Linked DNA regions of Homo sapiens: regions 1 and 3 are each linked to region 2. The links are chromatin contacts, found by Hi-C or POLR2A ChIA-PET in ENCODE. All regions are on one chromosome and are shown on one strand. Each heading gives the region's core, a stretch centred on a gene start or an enhancer-like site at or near the end of the contact. The rest is flanking DNA. Distances are from core to core; before and after follow the strand shown.

What was found. Hi-C counts contacts between places; a loop is a spot of excess contacts on that map. ChIA-PET counts read pairs that join two places held with the same protein, here RNA polymerase II (POLR2A). Pooled maps may share reads with other maps.
Region 1: a loop to region 2 is called in a pooled map, with 1.9 times the contacts of the local background. The contact joins the enhancer-like site here to the promoter of TMEM100 in region 2. A Hi-C loop is called at or near these places in 1 of 168 maps with a recorded cell type or tissue (K562) and 10 of 50 pooled maps. POLR2A ChIA-PET finds 5 or more read pairs at or near these places in 3 of 52 experiments (A549, WTC11 and activated T-cell).
Region 3: a map of heart right ventricle shows a loop between it and region 2 (3-fold over the local background). The contact joins the enhancer-like site here to the promoter of TMEM100 in region 2. A Hi-C loop is called at or near these places in 4 of 168 maps with a recorded cell type or tissue (Right ventricle myocardium inferior, ascending aorta, heart right ventricle and 1 more) and 12 of 50 pooled maps.

What each region holds. Positions count from the first base shown.
Region 1 is chr17:55,453,566-55,457,443 of GRCh38, forward strand. The region is part of intron 4 of SMIM36 (small integral membrane protein 36); the gene reads right to left. Among named protein-coding and RNA genes, the nearest start is that of MMD, 34 kb to the left of the region's middle. Within about 2 kb of position 1,471, at least 3 of the 41 ENCODE cell types and tissues checked have a DNase peak (open chromatin) inside an H3K27ac peak, as active enhancers do.
Region 2 is chr17:55,720,497-55,724,937 of GRCh38, forward strand. TMEM100 (transmembrane protein 100) reads right to left here and starts at 2,368. Exons shown (of 2, transcript NM_018286.3): 1 at 2,123-2,368; 2 at 1-639. The coding sequence starts at 574. The coding sequence ends at 170.
Region 3 is chr17:55,282,963-55,286,945 of GRCh38, forward strand. The region is part of intron 2 of HLF (HLF transcription factor, PAR bZIP family member); the gene reads left to right. Among named protein-coding and RNA genes, the nearest start is that of HLF, 20 kb to the left of the region's middle. RefSeq lists an enhancer at 1,140-3,576. Within about 2 kb of position 2,734, at least 24 of the 41 ENCODE cell types and tissues checked have a DNase peak (open chromatin) inside an H3K27ac peak, as active enhancers do; they include ascending aorta, heart right ventricle and sigmoid colon, where a contact is called at or near this core.

The sequences.
Region 1 (3,878 bases), core at 221-2,720, 270 kb before region 2:
TATAACATATATGCCAAAAGTGCACATATCATTGGTGTACATAGAGTGGATTCTTAGAAGTTGAACACACGCTAATAACTAGCACTGAGAACAAGAATCAGAACATTACCAGATCCCCTGGAAGCCCCTACTGTTCCCTCCCACCCCTGCAGGTAGGAATACACCACAATTTATTTATTAGTTCTACTATTAATGGGAGATTCCCAGGTTTTAACAGTAAAATAGATATTTAGAGTAGTTGGGTCAAGACTAAGTAGGGCAGTGGGATAGATCTTCATTGGGTGATGTCTGAAATAACTTAGTGTTTTCCCCTTTTGAGGATTAGTAGCAGAACTCTCTGATTCTCTAGGAAATATCTACCTGCATGGCAGCATGGGAATTTGCAGTCTGGTCTGACTCCATTAGTTCTCTGTGCATAGAAATGTCAGGCTGGAAGGGGATCAGGGCAAGTTAGAGCCAAGCCCACTTCCTCTTCTCTCCAGCGGAAGGGTCATTAGCAGCTGACCACCAGTGTCAGCTGGGCAGCGATGGAACTGTTGACAAAACCAGAAGTAACTTTCCTAGGAAGTTGGTTTTAAGTAGGTGTTTGGTGTGAGTCTTTGGAATATTCATATTTAAAAAGTGGGTTTAGAAAGATGTTTATTAAAAAGGAGGAAATGTTAAGAGATAAATGAAGCCCCCAAATAAATTATCTCAGACAAAACAAGCTTTCAAAATAAGATAGGAAAAACTGAGAAAGGAAAGTGTCCTGTAGCATTTTGATGTGCATTACAAAAGAGAAAGAACCGCTGAGGTCAGCAATCATCCTGGCTGGATTTACCTCCTCACTAAAAAATAAAAAAGCTGCAGGGATTACCGTTAAAAAACTCACAAAACGAATACCTGTATTGTTTTGCTTTTAAAAGGATCACACGTTATTTTTTAAGACCTAGAAAACATAGATCAACAGAAAGTAAAAATTTTTAATGTTAATTTAACAACTGGGGATAACCACTCATTAACATTTTAATGAGTATCCTTTGAGTCTATATACATGTATTTACACGCCTTTTACATTAATGATGATAGTATACGTACTGCTGTGAAACTTGCTTTAAAAAAGTGTGTTATGGGCTTTCTATGCTTACAATACATTTTTAGTGAAATAAAGCAAGATAAACTTGCACAGGCAAGTTTAAAACCTCTGGCTTCTTATTTGAGGAAAACATAATACAGAAGGTAAAATAATCAAAACAAATTTAAAATCTTCACGATGCATCATAAATATTTTCCCATGCCAGTGACTACTGTTCTACAACATGAGATTTAATGACCATATTTTTTTTCATCGTGAAGAGATACCATAATTTAATGTATTCCCTATGTGTGGGCATTAGGCAATTTTGCATTATTCATTACTAGAACAAACACTGCAATGGATAGTCTTAGAGAGAACTATCTGTGCACATTCATTATTGTTTACTTAGAATAAATTCCTGGAAGAGACATTGCTCAGTCAAAAGCTATGCCCTTTTCAAAGCATTTTGATACTGATTTCCAAATTTCCCTCTGGAGAGGTTGTACTGATTTACAGCCCACCAGCAGTGTTTATGAGTGTTTGCCAATGCTGAGTAAGTGCAAGCATTTAAAGAAGGCTTTGGAAATATGATAGGGAATACATGGTAGCTTGTGGATTCTTTAACCCGTGTTGTGTATAGAGTGTAAATCCTCATCTGGTCTCCGATGCCTTTCGCAACAGGATTGCCACCTATCTCTCTGGCCTCATTTCATCTCCTTCTATTCCTCTCCCACCACCCCCACGCTGCCCCCCTCCCCACACTGTTGTTCAAACAGGATTCATACATTCTTAGCTTTGTGCTTTTTCTCCCTAGATGACACTCATATTCCATCCACTGTCACCTTAGCCTTCCGTAATCGCTTAAAATCTATTAATATCATTTGAGACTGGGTGCAGTGGCTCATGCCTATAATCTCAGCAACTTGGGAGGCCAAGGTGGGAGGATCAGTTGAGCCCAGGAGTTTGGGACCTGCTTGGGCAACATAGTGAGACCTCGTCTCTACGAAAAATCAAAAAAATTAGCCAGTCATGGTGGAGCATGCCTGTGGTTTCAGCAACTCCAGGAAGGCTGAAGTGGGAGGATTGCTTGAATTCGGGAGGTTCGGGCTGCAGTGAGCTGTGATCATGCCACTGCACTCCAGCCTGGGTGACAGAAGGAGAGCTGTTTCAAAAACAAAAACAAACAAACAAACAAACAAAAACAAAAAAAACATGCTGGGTGCGGTGGCTCACACCTGTAATCCCAGCACTTTGGGAGGCCGAGGCACATGGATCATTTGAGGTCAAGAGTTTGAGACCAGCCTGGCCAACACGGTGAAACCCTGTTTCTACTAAAAATACAAAAATTAGCTGAGTGTGGTAGGACGCACCTGTAATCCCAGCTACCTGGGAGGCTGAGGTGGGAGAAAAGCTTGACCCCAGGAGGCGGAGGTTGCAGTGAGCCAAGACCGCACCATTGCACTCCAGCCTGGGCAACAAGTGCAAAACTGTCTCAAAAAAAAAAAAAAAAAAAAAAAAAAAAAGGATCATTTGAAACTGTTTCAAAGTCCATATCCCTCATCAGGTCTTTTCTTGTTCCTCCCAAGCAAAGGGACTCTTTTGCTTCTTCTCCTGTAATTGTTTTATGGCAGTTAATTTTCCCTATACAAGTCACATCCATAGTTCCAGAATGAGGGCTACGGCCCATTCTTAATTGTCTCCTGTACTAGGGGCAAGTCACCTTTCCCTGCTGTGCCTCAGTTTTCTCATCTGTAAAGCACAGAAGTCTGATTCAGATTAGATGATTTTTAAGTACCAATTCACCTTTAACAATTTATCATTCCATCTTTTTTCCCACAGTAGACAAACCTATCCATCAATTCTTCCATATGACTTATTGCACAACCAGGACAGTGATCCCTAAATTTCTTAAGGCCACAGATGCCTTTGAGAATCTGAAGAAAGCCCTGAGCCCTAATTTTCCGCAAATTAATTTAGAGATATGGGCATTCAAGGACAATGTGATTGTTAAACAGTCTGTTTAAGGGCCCAAGATTAAGAACTTGGCTGTTTAAGTCTGTGTTTGTTTGTGTTTCTCTTGAATATAGTAGGAAGGTTCAATAAATATTTTTCAATGTGAATCATATTCAAACAGGAAGGTGAATACTAAAAAATAATTATGTGGGTTTTCTCTTGGGACTTAATTATAAGTTTCATTACTTTCAGGTCACCCTTGGTGTTAAATCTCCACTCATGTCAACACATTAAAAAGGCAAATTGAGAGGCTTTCAAAGTACATTCAAAATAGGCCATGCCCTTTAGTCTTTTAGGCACCATTAAACATCCAGCATTTTGATAAATCCTACATAGCAGTTAGTGATTTCAGATTTCCTGTGTGAGAGGATTGCGAATGGGTAAGCAGTTATAATGTAATGTTTTTCCTCAAACATGAGGACACAGATTTTTGTGAGATTAATTCATGGTCATAAGAGTAGATTGGGAAAGGATAAAAGGATAAACCAGGCAGTTTTCAAATAAATCTGCCTTATTAGAAAATATATAAATGGGCCAGTTGTGGTGGCTCATGCCTGTGATCCCAGCACTTCGGGAGGCTGAGACGGGCGGATCACGAGGTCAGGAGACCAAGACCATCCTGGCCAATATGGTGAAACCCCATCCCTACTAAAAATACAAAAAAAATTAGCTGGGCATGGTGGTGTGCACCCGTAGTCCTAGCTACTCAGGAGGCTGAGGCAGGATAATTGCTTGAACCCAGGAGGCAGAGGTTGCAGTAAGCTGAGATCTCACTATTGCACTCCAGCTTGGGTGACAAGAGTGAAAC
Region 2 (4,441 bases), core at 1,118-3,617:
GACATGAGTCATTCCTCACAAAGGAGAAGCCCCTCCACCCTCCCACCCCCATTCTTCCAGTCTGCTCCAACGCCAAGTCTGTTCTCTCCCACCATGGTTCTGGGTGAATTGGGTGACAAAGTCAGAGCACGTTTTCCAGGCCCAATGGCCCATTTGGTCGTATTCAGTCTCAAGCAAACAAGCTTCTCTGATTTGCCACGAGAGCTGTTTGACTCTCCCGTCTCTTGGCTTTCTTGCTCCTTTGTCTCACTTTCCAGCACAAGGCACTGGAGGCTAGTAAAAAAAGTCCAGATGACAGAACAACCAGGCCAAAGATGGAGATAATAGACCCATGGGAATTGAAGCTGTAAGCCACCGCGGTGACCACGATGCCGGCGATGAAGACAACCACAGCAAAGGGGATGATGCAGCGGTAGCAGGAGAGCTCGGTACCCCCTGTAGCAGCCATCAACTGAATCTCACTGACCAGAGGGACTGTGGTGATCACAACTTCACTCTTGGGGCTCTTCTCCATCGTCGCTGCCATGTGAGCCTTTGGGGCTCCCAGGATCTCCTTGATGGGCTCTTCAGTCATTTTTACAACAGTGCTTCTAAGCTGGGTTTACAGACTAGATCTGGACAGTCTCACCAGGGTGAAAGCTGTGAAGATAACAGGAGATGTCAGCTACATGTATCAGAATGTACACCCTGTAAGCAGAAATGAAAAGCTGGGGAGGCACCTCCTTTCTAGGAGGCACAGATCCATGTGAAAAGCAACTTTACTCTTTTTTTGAATTGGTTGCATTCTCTTTGCATTTAGGCAAAAAATAAGATGAAGCAGATGCATATGAAGGGAAGACAGAAAAAGCAGGAAGCACTTACAGTGTTTAATATACCCTGGCGGTCTACAAAAGTTTTACAAGCTTTTCTGCTTTGTCTATTGCTTCTCCTTCCTCTGAATACACAGAAATGCCTGAATCCTAATCCAAAGATGGTCTCATTCAAGAGGAGAATACATTACAAACAATATTTCGTACCATTAATCCCAGAACTTACAGCAACTCAGACTCCGCCAATCTTGCTGGGCATAACATGCATTCTTTGCAAACTATCACCCATTGGCTGCCCACAAAATCAATGTCAAGGCAAGTGGCCAGCAACAAATGATGTTCTTCTCCATTGAATGACAGCCAACAAATCTTTATTGTGTTACTATTAAACACAGTGCAACCTGCTCCCTGGGATCTTTTTATTACCCACTTTAGGTGGACAGTTCAGCAAAAAATTCATTGAAAATGAGGTGGGGATTTGTGGTCTGAAGTGTAACAATATCTTCCAATCTGCTATAAAAGAGAAAAAATAAGAAAAAAAAATTCAACCCCTTCATAGGATATAATTTTGTGCTTTCTCTTGGCAAAATAAAATCAATTATTTGAGTAATTAGCTGTCAATTCACAAATTTTCTATTAAGCTCAACACAAAATTTCGATATTATGTATACTACAACATGCAGAAACAAATAAGCATGCTAGGTTTTCAGGAAACTTTCACAACCTTCATTTTCCTCCATGCCTTTGTGTATAAAACTTGCTGCAATGACCCTTTCTAAGTATTTCGTACCTGAACATTTCAGGACAAAGCTTGAGACTTTTGATCAAAAGTATCTGGTTGAAATGCTGTCTATGAGAAATCAGTGAAAACTTGTCTGCTGCTCAGACATGGTTGAGTCACTGTCTTCCATTCTCAAAAAGCTGTCTAGCTGCTACACAGTTGAGCAGTTGTAGTTACCGAACAAGTTTAAAGAAAGATACTTGAGACCATTTCAATGAGATTCATACTTTAAATATATTAAGCATCCACTGAAAACAAATTCAACTCCAAATCAAACCTCACTGGTTCTTCCCTGCTCTGGAAAGTCAAAATATCACTCCCTGAGCAATGAAACTAAATCTTAGAGCTGCCTACTCACATGTCATTTTTAATCACCAAACTAATTAATCACTGTTGTCCAATGACACCCTAACTTCTGGTGAGGCCAGTTAAAAGATATTTGAGATTATGTCTGAAAAAAATAACTTCACCCCAAAGCTGAGATTGAGCTAACCTGAAAATCAAGATCTGTCCCCAAATTACTTACACTCACCTCGGAGAGAGGCAATCCATTACCAGAGTAACCACTTGACTTGGAAGACAAGAAACAGCAACGCCTGAGCCTCTTCGTCCAACTTCTGGGAAAGAGCCTCTAACAGCAAGGCTGTCAATAAAACAATAGGTTAGGGATCTCTTCTGGGGAAAGGAAAAGATGTAAAAATACTTTACTATAGGGTCTGCTCTGGTTTGGGATCCTGGAGTTCCTGCTTCTTTCAGGCTACCTCTGTTCCTAAATGACGCTTGTCTTTCCCTCCCTCTCTCTTTTTATTCCCTCCCCCTCGGGTTTGCCCCTCCCTAACATTTTTTTTTTTCCTTCGTTCTTTTCCTTGCCAGCAGATTCTGAGTTTTGGCTTCCCCCAGCTTTGCTCAGTGACATGATGAGTCCGAATCATTTCTACAGATTCCCCAGAGACAGGAGCCAGCTTTTACTTTTTCTCTTGCAGCATTTACTAAGCGGACTGCTTTGTGAATTTGAATGACTCATTTTTTCCCCCGCCGACCTCCAGATCTTCCTCCCGTCCATCAGGCATTTTTATAAGAAAATCCCAGAGTCAGCGTTGCAGACCCGGCTGAGGGGACAGAGCCGAGGGGACAGATACTCTAGGGTGGCAGAAACAGCTGTGAAGTCATCAGGCAGCTGAATTCAGTCTCTAAGCCAGCAAAAATCCATGTTCCTAGGTTTTCCATTATTCTTTATATGTGCGTGATAGTCATCTGAAGCTTAAAACCCCACTTGTTGAGTGTTAATTCATTTAGGAATGAGGGTGGGAGGCACAAATGTTTGTGGTTAAGGGGGAAAGCCAGTTATATTGATTTAAACATGATTGTTTACTGCTTTTGCAAGGAGGTAACTTTAGCAGCACCAAGATTATCATCATCATGATAATTGCTACCATTTATAGAGCACCTACTGTGGACATGGCACAATATTAAGAAATGTCACATATTAATGTTAATTCTCACTAGTTCATAAATGAGGAAACAGGCTCAGAGAGGTTAAGTAATTTAACAAAGATCACCCAGTAACAGAGACACCCTTGGTTTGAACCCTAATCTTTAATGGATATATATATCATTTGGGGAGATTGTTAAATTTAGATTCTGATTCAGTAAGTCTGTAACAAGCTCCCTACCTATGTTGAGACCTCTGTTCCTTGGCCCACTTTAAGGATCAAGGTATTTTAAACATTCAAACATATACAACTTGACACATCATACTTAAACAATAAAGTTAAACATCTATTTCCCACCCCATAAACCTGTAAGTGACTTTATAGGTTTATGCTTTCTTACAGACAAACTGTGAAATTTTTAAAACCTTGAAACATATAAAGCCCAAGATTGTCTTTTTGAGGAGAAAAGATAATACTGGGAGCTCATCCTACACTCTGTAGTTAAAAGTTTACATCCTCCATTTTTTCATCTGCACAAGTGTTAATAACCTCTTCTAATTAATACTGTGAACCACAAATCCAAATTAACTCTTGGAAGAGATTTGTTTTCCATCTTTCTCTCAAATTGTTAGATTTCTCTAATAGCTGGCAAAGGGCTTGGATGTTCTCAAACATCTCGCCTCTCCTCTACCACAGCACACTCTCTCCAGCCTTGCCTTGTAGCAATACCCTGATGACTTGTCACAAAAAGAGAGGGACCAGAAGTTGTTTATTCTGGAATGAAAGCCAGAGAGAGGGTTATGTCCTTATAAAAAATAAAGTTGAAAAGTCCCTGAGGTTGGGGGAGTCATGGCAAGTACCTGGAGGCCTTGGTCACCATGATCCTCACACTTTAAAAATGTCAGACCTAAAGAGACAGCTTTCATATCTGAGGAGTACCGTCACTTGGTGTTGAGGGTCAGGAATACTTAGAACCAGGGCATTTCAGAACTTGCCAAAGTTGCCCCCGGAAGATGGTAAGATGGGGGCCGCTGGCTACGTACAATGGAGGTTCTTGAGAAGCTCCTTAACAGAGCTGTCTTCTCACCTGCAAACTCTGGCCCTTGAGGGCAATTCCCCTCTATTTTCTAGTACCACTTTGCCTGCAAGATAGCCCAATAACTGCACTGAAGCTCTGAATATCACCTTATTCTGTTGAAAAGCATGCTTTCCTGTTACCAAAGCTAAAGGTGCAAACATTGAACGTCTAGAGAGAGGACAATGGCAGCTTTTTTCATAGTAAGCCCTTGACTGAGTCTATAATGAGGCGCAGTGAGTGTGTCTGTGTCCTAGGAGCACAAATCTGTCATCACTTCCAATACCAAAGCTTTCTTCAACCTTGTCAGGCTCAGGTGCCTCATTCACACCAATGCTCCTCC
Region 3 (3,983 bases), core at 1,484-3,983, 440 kb before region 2:
AAAATGGTCTTCATGCCGAATGGAAACCACCAGATTCTCTCTGGTGTTCAGCATTCCAGAACAACCCTGAAAATAAATTATCTGGCTGGAATCATTGCTCCAACGGTTGGATTTCTTAGTGGTCGTTTACTAGCCAGACAAAATAATTTTTTTATAAAGAAAAGAAAAAAAAAAGGAAAGCCCACAGAAGGAAACACCCCAGGGCCCACTGCTGGCTCTTTTGATGGCAACTTTTCTAGGAGGACAGTGGCCAGAGGGGGCCTTTGGCTGCTCCTCTAGGTGGCTGGAGTCAGGTTTGTAGGACCTGCCTGTGATAGTAGGTTTCATCTTGCAACTGGCTCTGATGGATTAGTAGGTGCCTGAGAAGTCATTTTGAAAGGGTCTGAGGCTCGGTCTGGGCTCAGTGAAGAGTTCTGTGATTAATTAGTGATGTCTGCCCTTGGCTTGGGTGGGGCAGTACTGGTGCCTGGTGTTTGCTGTCCTGCCAGAGCAGGTTTGGAAGATCCTTTAGTAGTTGTCCTTCTACTGGGCAGCAGATCAAGGACTCAGGCCGGTGTTGCTTCCGATGTCCTGGAAAAGTGTTTTCTGAGCCTCCAGCACATAATGTTTTACTCTCTGAAGGAGGCTTATTCTGATTAGCTTAACAGAGGGTATGGAAGAAAGGAAGTCTATTGATTCAGCTCCTTGGTCACGAGACAGGAATTGCAAGGTGGAGGGAAGCTGTAATTCCAACACGTAAGTCCATGGATACTCCAGTAAAGCACAGGCATAGGTGCCACTGATCCAGCAGAGGCAGCCACAAACCACAGGCCCTGGTAAGCTGCCTGTGGCCAGAGGTCATGGCTGCAGATTCCAGGGAAACTGCGTCCTCGGTAGGCAGTCAGCCGTACACTCCATACTTGCGATTCTTGATATTTGAAATCAAAATCAAAGTGCAGCCACTTTCTTTAAGGAAGCTTTGGAGAACTTGCCAGTCTGTTTAGGATTGAAGGTGATTCTCAGTTATCCATGCTAAAGGAACAGATAATCTGAAGTTTATTTCTCCTCAGCTGTGGAACGTGCTTTGCGTTTTTGTGCTGTTGATCTGCTTTCCTGGTAAGGTTTGAACTCTTCAGATTTTTCTTTCTATAAAGAACGGTTGAGGGGGAGTGTAGTGCTTTTTGCAGCTCCCCCAGTATGTTTCTAACATAGCCAGCCAAATGTCTCTGAGCCCTTCCAGCCTCCTAACTTTAAATCCATGAACTGCACCAGGGAAATAATCAACCAGTTGCAATTTGTTGAGCACTTACTGTGTGCTCCCTGGGATCCAGGTAACTGTGTGACAAGGACTTGATCCAAGAGTGTGTTGGGCAATAGGGTGAAGTGGGCTCCAGGTTAAACATTGGCTATAGGGATTTACAAAAGAGTTCACTGAGAGTGGGCCTGACTTCCTCTGCTACTGCTGTTTCCTGTTGTTTCCAGTAACTGCACTTGAGCTCTGCATACGGTTAACTTTCAATTATCCTGAGGCTGATTAACTGGTTTGCAGATTAACCAAGGTGAAGGCTCACCTGGGCCTGGGAGTCGCTCATCAACTCAGCTGCTCCATAATTAGCTGGTGATGGCTGATTGCCTGCCCCATGGTTGGGAAGCCTGGGCACTGGGCGACTGCAGGGGAGGGGGACCAAGGGATGACTTCTTCCAGGACCTTCTACTCTCTCCAACCAGAGGTGCCCTCTAGCCCTGTAAACTTCTGCATTCTCCAGCACAGTTCCTGAGAGGTTCAGAAGTTACCTGGGTCCTGGTGCTCTGCTCCTGCTACCTTTCAGCTCCTGCCCCCAACACCCTGTTCAAATTGGGAACAAGTTGACCACAGGGCACAGTGAATTTGAAAGTCCGGAGATTAAGTCATATGTTGAAAGAGGGCCCAGTGAGCAGGGGCCACTAATCCCCTTTCTTCCTCAACCTAGGAACCTCCTCCCTTCCCAAGATATAGATATATATAGATTGAGACCCTGAGCAATGGATCTCTTTTGAGGCCAGTGGAGACCAAGACCACTGAAGCAAGGAGTCAGGGACTGCCCACAACAGCAAAGCTCCCCAGAGTCCAGGCCACCCCATGGTGATTGTTTGGGTTCCCTGTGATTGCCTCCCATGGCTGCCCTCGTTCATAGAGAGTTGACTGCATTTGCCTGGGTCCCTGTGGGGTGAGAGTATGGAAGTATGTGTATTAGTCACACCTTACACCAGACCAGAAGATATACAGTTTAACCTAGGAGTCAAGCTCCTGCTATATTTGGAATGGTCTCAGTTTTGAGACGTGGTACCTTGGATCCCAGGTATATCCAAAGTCTTGAGAGTGTCCATTGAGGACTTTGGTCTGTAGCCACCAAGAAAGAGTAAACATTTGTGCAGGATCATGTTTGATGGGATTCCATGGATTGTTTTCATTTCTTAAGCAGCATTCCCCTGAGCCTTTGACATGTCTTTCCATCTCTGGCTGTGTTCTCACTTGCATTTGCCAGGCCTGCAATGCCTCTGCCTTGATACAACACAGTGTGCCAGCAGCTGCAGTCCCTTTTCAGCCAGGGCCATGGGTTTCCTTGGGTCCTTCTCTCTGGCTCACGTTTTCCAGGGCTGTTGGTGTGTACAGTCTAGAGATCACATTTTATTAACACAAAGAAATCTGCTTGGGCTGCCTGGCTCTTGCAGTCACGTGGAGAGAAATGTGTTCCTTTGGTCCTTCAGCCTGCAGCACTCTGTGCAAAATACAGCAGAGAGCTGGGCACTGGGCCAAGCTTACATTTCACTTCGGAACACACTTTCGCATCACTCCTTGGCAGAACATCCACGGTGGTGTCTATTTGGGGAGTAAGTTAGAGAAGTGTTGTTTGCCTCTTATGAGTGTCGAGAGATAGGACCTTTAGAAAATGTTTTACTTTTGCGCCTGTCTTCATCTTCTTCGCGGTGCCCAGGTACTGAGGTGATCCAGCTAAATGTGGCAGTGATGCCTGAGAGAAGCCCCTTCCTTCCTCGGGCCACCCTTTTCTCTTGCAAAATCAGTAAACAGAGCCAGGACTGCCTGGGACAGGGAAACTTAGGCCAAGGTAATAACATCAAAACCAAAGTCCTGGAACTCTTGAGTAAGCTAGTTACCCTCCCAGATAAAACAACTTTGTTGTCCAAATCTTCTTTCCAAAGATCTAAGACCTTTCTAATGTTGGTCCAAGGCCAGCCATGGAAGGAAGGAACTTCAGCAAGCCGCCTGGAATGGCAAACACTGTTAAAATAAACAAATGGACCTTTGCCATTTGGTTTTCCCTGACTTGTCTATTTTTATTTCTTTTCTCCCCCCACCCTTGTACTTTACCTCTCGATAGTACCCCCCTTTCTCCACCCCTACTCCCATTCTCATCTCACTTTTCTCAGGGGCCAAGCTGGCTGTTTTGCCTTCAGTAAAACAAATATCTAATTTCAAAAAGAGGAATTAGGAGAAAGAGGTGGTATAATTCATTTCTTGGGGTAATCTCGCTTCCCTCAGCTCCTCTATTGTCTGTTCTTGTAGGTGGCCACCTGAAGCTTGACTTGCTTTTGAAAATAAAGTTGGTTTTGGAATTTTAAACCTTCCTTAGGAAAGACTTGAATGGTTAGAAAACAAAGATTTATTGGAATAATAATGACGTTTCTTTTCTCAATGAAATAGACCCCTCTCATAACAAACGGTTGAAAATAAACTCTTTTTCCCCATCACACCAAGCCATAAATTCCATAAGGATTTCCCAGCGCCAAGCCTTATTCAGAGTCTTATATTTACTGCTTTGGAATGTTACTTTTGCCATCAGTATCATCCAGCCAAGCAACAACCAATCAAGACTTACAGAAACTTTTCCAGCTAGATGCATGTGCCAGGCTGCTTCTTCCTTCCATGATGGAAGGCCTCCCTTGTCATAGAGGATGCCCAAAATCTCAGGGACTGGGATACAGCCTCCTGCCAGTCTGTGGGT